Linked DNA regions of Homo sapiens: region 2 is linked to region 1. The links are chromatin contacts, found by Hi-C or POLR2A ChIA-PET in ENCODE. All regions are on one chromosome and are shown on one strand. The core of a region is the stretch at or near the end of the contact, and the rest is flanking DNA. Distances in the headings are between cores, read along the strand shown.

What was found. A loop is a pair of places that touch in the nucleus more often than their neighbours do. ChIA-PET counts read pairs that join two places held with the same protein, here RNA polymerase II (POLR2A). Pooled maps may share reads with other maps.
Region 2: a loop to region 1 is called in a map of heart left ventricle, with 2.5 times the contacts of the local background. The contact joins two enhancer-like sites. A Hi-C loop is called at or near these places in 2 of 168 maps with a recorded cell type or tissue (Right ventricle myocardium inferior and heart left ventricle), 1 of 37 single-sample maps with no recorded cell type and 4 of 50 pooled maps. POLR2A ChIA-PET finds 5 or more read pairs at or near these places in 2 of 52 experiments (WTC11 and activated CD4-positive, alpha-beta T cell).

Annotation. Positions count from the first base shown.
Region 1 is chr5:113,088,730-113,091,715 of GRCh38, reverse strand. The region is part of intron 8 of MCC (MCC regulator of Wnt signaling pathway); the gene reads left to right. Among named protein-coding and RNA genes, the nearest start is that of DCP2, 110 kb to the right of the region's middle. Within about 2 kb of position 1,585, at least 6 of the 41 ENCODE cell types and tissues checked have a DNase peak (open chromatin) inside an H3K27ac peak, as active enhancers do.
Region 2 is chr5:113,152,479-113,155,464 of GRCh38, reverse strand. The region is part of intron 3 of MCC (MCC regulator of Wnt signaling pathway); the gene reads left to right. Among named protein-coding and RNA genes, the nearest start is that of DCP2, 180 kb to the right of the region's middle. Within about 2 kb of position 1,539, at least 2 of the 41 ENCODE cell types and tissues checked have a DNase peak (open chromatin) inside an H3K27ac peak, as active enhancers do.

The sequences.
Region 1 (2,986 bases), core at 336-2,835:
GAGACAGGGTCTTGCGCTATTGCCCAGGCTGGTCTCAAACTCCTGGGGTCAAGCAACCTTCCCACCTTGGCCTCCCAAAGTGTTGGGATTACCACCAAAGCCACCGTGCCTAGCCCCACAAGAAGGCTTTTAAGATTTGGTGTCTATTTTTGTTTCATTATTTCTTAATCTTAAGGAAATTATTCCCCTTATCTCTTTAAGGTTCCTCAGTGTACCTATTGTGATGTGGTTTACCAGTTGCTTTATTTTCATTTCCCCTAGGGTGAATTCAGCTCCTGATTCAGACTGCTGGCTCTCTTGTTTTATCTTTTGCTCTCTGTAGTTGTCCTCACTCTGTGTCTGGCAGCTTTGTGGACCTGGGCTCCCAGTCATGGGAAGCCTAAGTCTCCTGTTCTCTCTTGATACTGGGCGATTTACAAATTAGGCAGTTTCTGAGGCAGTGGGTGGCCTGGCAAAATCCAAACCAGTTTCCAGTGTTCATGTCAAGTTTGGAGTCCCACAGTATGCAGATAGTATAAATTTGGACCTCACACCCAAAGGTGCCACTGGTCTGGGGTTTTGGTTTCTGAAGGTTGACTCCGCTGCACAGCCTCAGGATTCCTTCTGTGGACAGCACTTTCAGCTTTTCACCTATGGGTCGAGCAGAGAGGCTCCAGGCGTGAGGCAGAGGGATCAGCTCAAGCAGCTAGACTAGCAGGCGCCCTCCATCTCCTCCCTCCCACGCTCTCATTCTGTGCCCTGCTCACAGCCCCTGGGCTTGCGGTGGCACCACCTCCTGGCAACTCCTTCAGCCTTCTTTCTCATTTCTGGCATCTGGAGATTTTGCTGTCTTTTGACCTTGGCAATGAATTTATTTCTCATTGTTCCTTTTTTAATGCAGGATTTCTATGCATTTTTAATAGGAGCACCTGTTGACTTTAGCTGAAGCTGTCATATGCCGGGAAGTTTCAATTGTTGTGTACAGTTACATAGCTGCAACCTCTGTTAACCTCTGAAAGCCTCTGTTCTCATTCTTGTCCTTCCTGCTCTCTGCCAAAGCTGAATTAGAGTCTGCCATCGTCCTTCTGGGTAGACTGGCTGCCTCTCTTTGTATACATTATAGACTTTTTTTATTCTGTGTCTTTCATCAGTGCTCTTCTTTTCACTTGGCCGTTGAGGAACGTGTCCAAATTTTGTTTCGGCCAATGCCCCAGGCACATTCTTATCTCCGTTGTGGTTTTAATCCTTTTTTATTTTGTACTATTATTTATTGAGGTCTCTAGAGTTGGAAGAAAACAATGTGTTCTTCAGTCTACTGTCTTCAAAGAGAGCTCAACTGAGCTGTCAGTGCTGCTGTGTAAGCTTCCTTTTTTTTTTTCTTTTTTGGTCCTAGGTCAGCCTCCTTTCTCATTTCTGACATTCCCCCCTCATGCCTAGCAGAGAAAATAGAAGCCATCAGATGGGAGTCCCTGTTTCGCATCTTCCCCTGACAGTCTGCAAATCACGTTTGTTATTGCCCGTCCTCACCTCCTTTCCTTTTCTCCCCGAGAAAAAGGTGTCCCCATCTCCCTGTCCTCCACTGACCCTCCACTCCTGCCAGCTCCACACAGGCACTCTGCCCACCACACTGCCACACCTCCTTCCTGGACCTTATCCATGCCCAGCATTCCTAAATCTATCTATCCAGTTCTAATTGCTTTCCTTCAGACTTACATCTCTAATTGTTGACTGATAAGCCCTCTCTTACATACCCAGTTGTTTTCTCAAATTCAGCATGTCCAAAGCTGATATCATTGTCAGCTCCGGACATTGTCAGCTCTGGTCATTTCTTTCCGAAAAGATCAGCTTCTCTTTATGTTTTTCTTTCTCATTGCTAAGTAACTCCATGATCCACTGAATCACCCCAGCTACAAGTTTGGGTGTTTTGTTTGTTTTTTCACCTCCTTGAATATTTTTAGAACTGCACTGATGGGTACAGTAGCTACTAGCCACATACAACCATTTAGATTTGAATTTAAATAAAGTAAAATACAATACAATTAAAAATTCAGTTCCTTGAGTACACCAGGCACATTGCAAGTGCTTACAGCCACGTGTGGCACCAGGCTACCATAGCAGATAGTGCCACTCTAGAACATTTCCGTCTGTACAGGAAGTTCTGTTGGATAGTACTGGTCTAGAGTGTATTTTGCCATCCTTATTCCCACTTCGCTGACTGTATTTGAGCCCTCATAATTTCCTATCTGAACCATCAGTAGAGCTCTTGGCTCACCAACTTTTTCTTCCTTACTTCAGTCCATTTTCTCCTCTAATCAAATGATTTTTACAAAACCCTTGAAGAAATACCAGAGGGTAACAACTGCAACCTTTTAATGTCATTTCCCTACTTGAACCTTCCAGAGTCTCCCCATTATCTTTTCCTCTTTATTTGCTTGTTGAACAGTTCAGCCTTCAAGATTGAGTTCTAGCGTTGCCTGCTCTAGGAAGGCAGAGGCCAGCCAGGTTTCTTCTTCTGCACTTTGACACTCCTTGTTGATACCCCTCTTTCAGAGCATGTTTCCCATCATAATGTTTACCAGACACGCAGTAACTTCAGGAGAAGTGAAAAAACAGCCTCTCAGGTCATGTTCTGGTGTTGAGGAACCCCAGTTGAGAAAGGCTGTGAAGGGTGCTGAATGATGTTCCCGCAAGTGTCAGTCCCTGCCTCAGGTTAGCCCTGGTTCTTGGCTATCTCTTGACTCCAAAATATATATTTTGTAGAGAGAAACATAATTCCTTCAATAAAAATAGCCGTGTGCAGTGGCATGCCCCTGTAGTCCCAGCCACTTGGGAGGCTAAAACGGGAAAATCTCTTGAGCCCATGAGATTGAGGCCAGCTTGGGCAACACAACATAGTGAGACCGTGTCTCAAAAAAATAAGTCTTCAATGAAGAAGGAGTATTTGGATTACTACAAACTCTCATAGTTCTGGAGTCTAGGAGTCCAAACTCAAGGTGTTAGCAGAGCC
Region 2 (2,986 bases), core at 290-2,789, 64 kb before region 1:
CAGTGTGGAGGTTCCTAAAAAAACCCTTAAAATAGAACTACCATATGATCCAATCCCACTACTTGGGTATTTGTTCAAAGCAAAGAAAATCGGCTTATTACAGGAACACCTGTATCCCCATGTTTATCGCAGCACTGTTTACAATAGCCAAGATACGGAATCGACCTAAGTGTGCATCAGCAGATGAATGGATATACAGAGTGTGGTACATATGCACAGTGGAATATTATTCAGCCATAATAAAGAGTGAAATCCTGTCATTTGCAGCAGTGTGGACAGAACTGGAGGTCATTATGTTAAGTGAAGTAAGCCATGCACATAAAGACAAATATCACATGATCTTACTCATACTGGGAGCTAAAAAAGTTGATCTCACAGAGATAGAGAATAGAATGATAGATACCAGAGGTGGGGAAGAATGTGAGGATAGTGGGGGAGGGATGAAGAGAGAGGTTGGTTAATGGGTAAAAACATGCAGTTAGAAGAAATAACTCCTACTGTAGCACAGTAGGGTTACTATAGCTGGCAATAATGTATATTTCAGAATAGCTAGAAGAGATTTGAAATGTTCCTAGCACAAAGAAATGAAAAATGTTTGTGATGATGGTTATTTTAAATATCCTGATTTGATCATTACACATTGTATGCATGCATCAAAATATCACATGTACCCCATAAATATGTATAAATATTATATTTCAGTAAAAAAGTTTTAACTGCCTAGAGGGACCTCTAAACTAATTTTTTCATGCTTGCCAACACACAACTACACAAATTCCTTCATGTAGCATCGCTCACAAACACTCTAGCTTTTGAATTTGCAGGAATGCCACCAATAAGCCAGAGACTGGTGAAACCCCAAAAGAGGGGAGGTTATGTCAGCTTTTGATGACTTGAGTTGATGATGCAGTGGGACAGGGAGTGCCACTGAACTCAAACGCACAGAGATTGAGTGTCCAGCACTCAAACTTGTGGTGGGAAGTCCACTCCTCTCCTCACCTACTCCGTCCAGGAGGTCAAGGAGTGGTCTGTCAGCCAATTCTAGGCAGTGTGGCTTATGGCTGGTTGGTGGCTTCCCCCACTCCAACTTCTGCTCTCTCTAGTTGTAGCCTCTGCGGAGTAATTGTCAGTAACAGTAAGAGACATATTTTATTCTACCTCATTGTTACAGGTTTTCCTTCTGTCAGAAGAGTTGGTGGACAGACTGCAGCAAGGAAGCAAAATAACCCTGTACAATATTTATGCTATAGCCTGCATATGCAGAAAACAGTCACTTTATTTTATTGTGTCTTTAATACAGAAATAACTCAGGAAAAAATGCTCATTAAACAAAAAGTACCCAAACAAAAAAACAGCTTAAAACCACCCAAAGCCCATCACTAAAACATGAGAATGCTCTTTCTGGTTTATTTTTCTGTTGCAATTTTATTACTTTTATAATCAGAGAAGATATGTTAAGTAAAATTTTCATCCAAGTAACAAACTGAAAACTCTGTCATGTACAATACCAGAGAGCCAGAAAAGAGTGCTGTGGCCTTGGCCCTGGTGCTCAGCTGACTGTGAGACCTTGAGTAAGCAAGTCAGTCTCTGGATTCCAGATCCTAACCTGCAGTTATGGAGTCGGGGACATCAGTACCAAAGTTCTTTTCCCCACTCAGACATCTGTGATGATGACACATGAGACAGTCTCTGAAACTGATGTGGGGTCACAGAGCTGACATCAAGTCCAGATGTTTCTTATTGAGGGGCCCATAGATAGATTCCAGAGTGTGTCATCACCATAATTGGGTGGAAAATATGCATGCATCCCAAACTCATCTCTGCCCTAGTAGAAGGGTCCATTGCATTCATGAGATTCTCAAGGAATCTGTTCTCACCTCATACATAGGCACCTTCCATCCAGAGAAGTGAAGGGACCTGCCCCCTTGGGCATCTGACAGCTCTTCCTGGAAATCTGGAGAGCTGGTAGGCCAGAAGGTATTATCACTCTAAGCCCGGTGCTCTCCCCCATGATAGTGACCCATCCTGGACCCCTCTTCCAAGTCTGTGATGGAAGTAAGTACTCTGTGTGTGTCTCCATCTGGCCCAGTTCATGGAGTCTGTGGGGGAGCATGCAGCATTCTCTCAGCTTTTCCCTCCAGGCCTCCCCCAACCCCTTCAAGCAGCCCTTTCCCCCAGAAGTAGGAGGGGAGATATAATGAGGAAGGAAGCAAGTCTAGGCTAACAGAGCTGGGATCCTTATCCCCACTCCTCAATTTCTTCAAGAACATGTCAGCTCTCACGTATTTTATCCTTTTCGCCGGAGGTGAGGTGGCAAATCCTTTCTCAAGAGTTGGTATAATAGCGTAACATGCCACAGTGTCAGATGCTGAAGAAAAATCCTCAGACTGACAGTTCAAAGGCTGAGGGGGCAACCAACCATCAAAGGGAGTGAATTCGTTCCCCTTCCACCAAACAAAACAATCTCAACAAGACTATACAACGGGAACACTGTGGTATTTGTACTGAGAAGTCGTCACACAAAACGTTGTATCTGAAACCCACAGTGACCTTTTCCAAGCCACCCTAGCCCTACATCAGAAGACAAATACTGCCAGATTGCCTGACATTTTCTTTTTTTAATTTTAAGCATTCCTGATTTCAAATCGGCTATTGATCTGTTGGTTTGCTGCTCCGATGCGATTAAGTGAAGTCACATTTACTGCTATTAGAGTCTAACAAAAACAACTGCTTTGAAACCCCACACTCTGCCTTATATCTGCTTCTCCCTCACTCAACACCCACCCCACCCTCACCCTGAAGCCTGCCAGCCAACATGCTGTGTGTGGAGGGCAGGTTGCAGAAAAGCACATTTTTCTAAGCCTCAAATGAGAATCTTCAAAGTTGAGTTACGTACCATCGTCCTGTGTCCATCTTTAAAGATCAAATGTATTTGCTCACTTCTTACTTGAAATCCTTCTTGGCAAAGACTACAAAAAGCCTATAA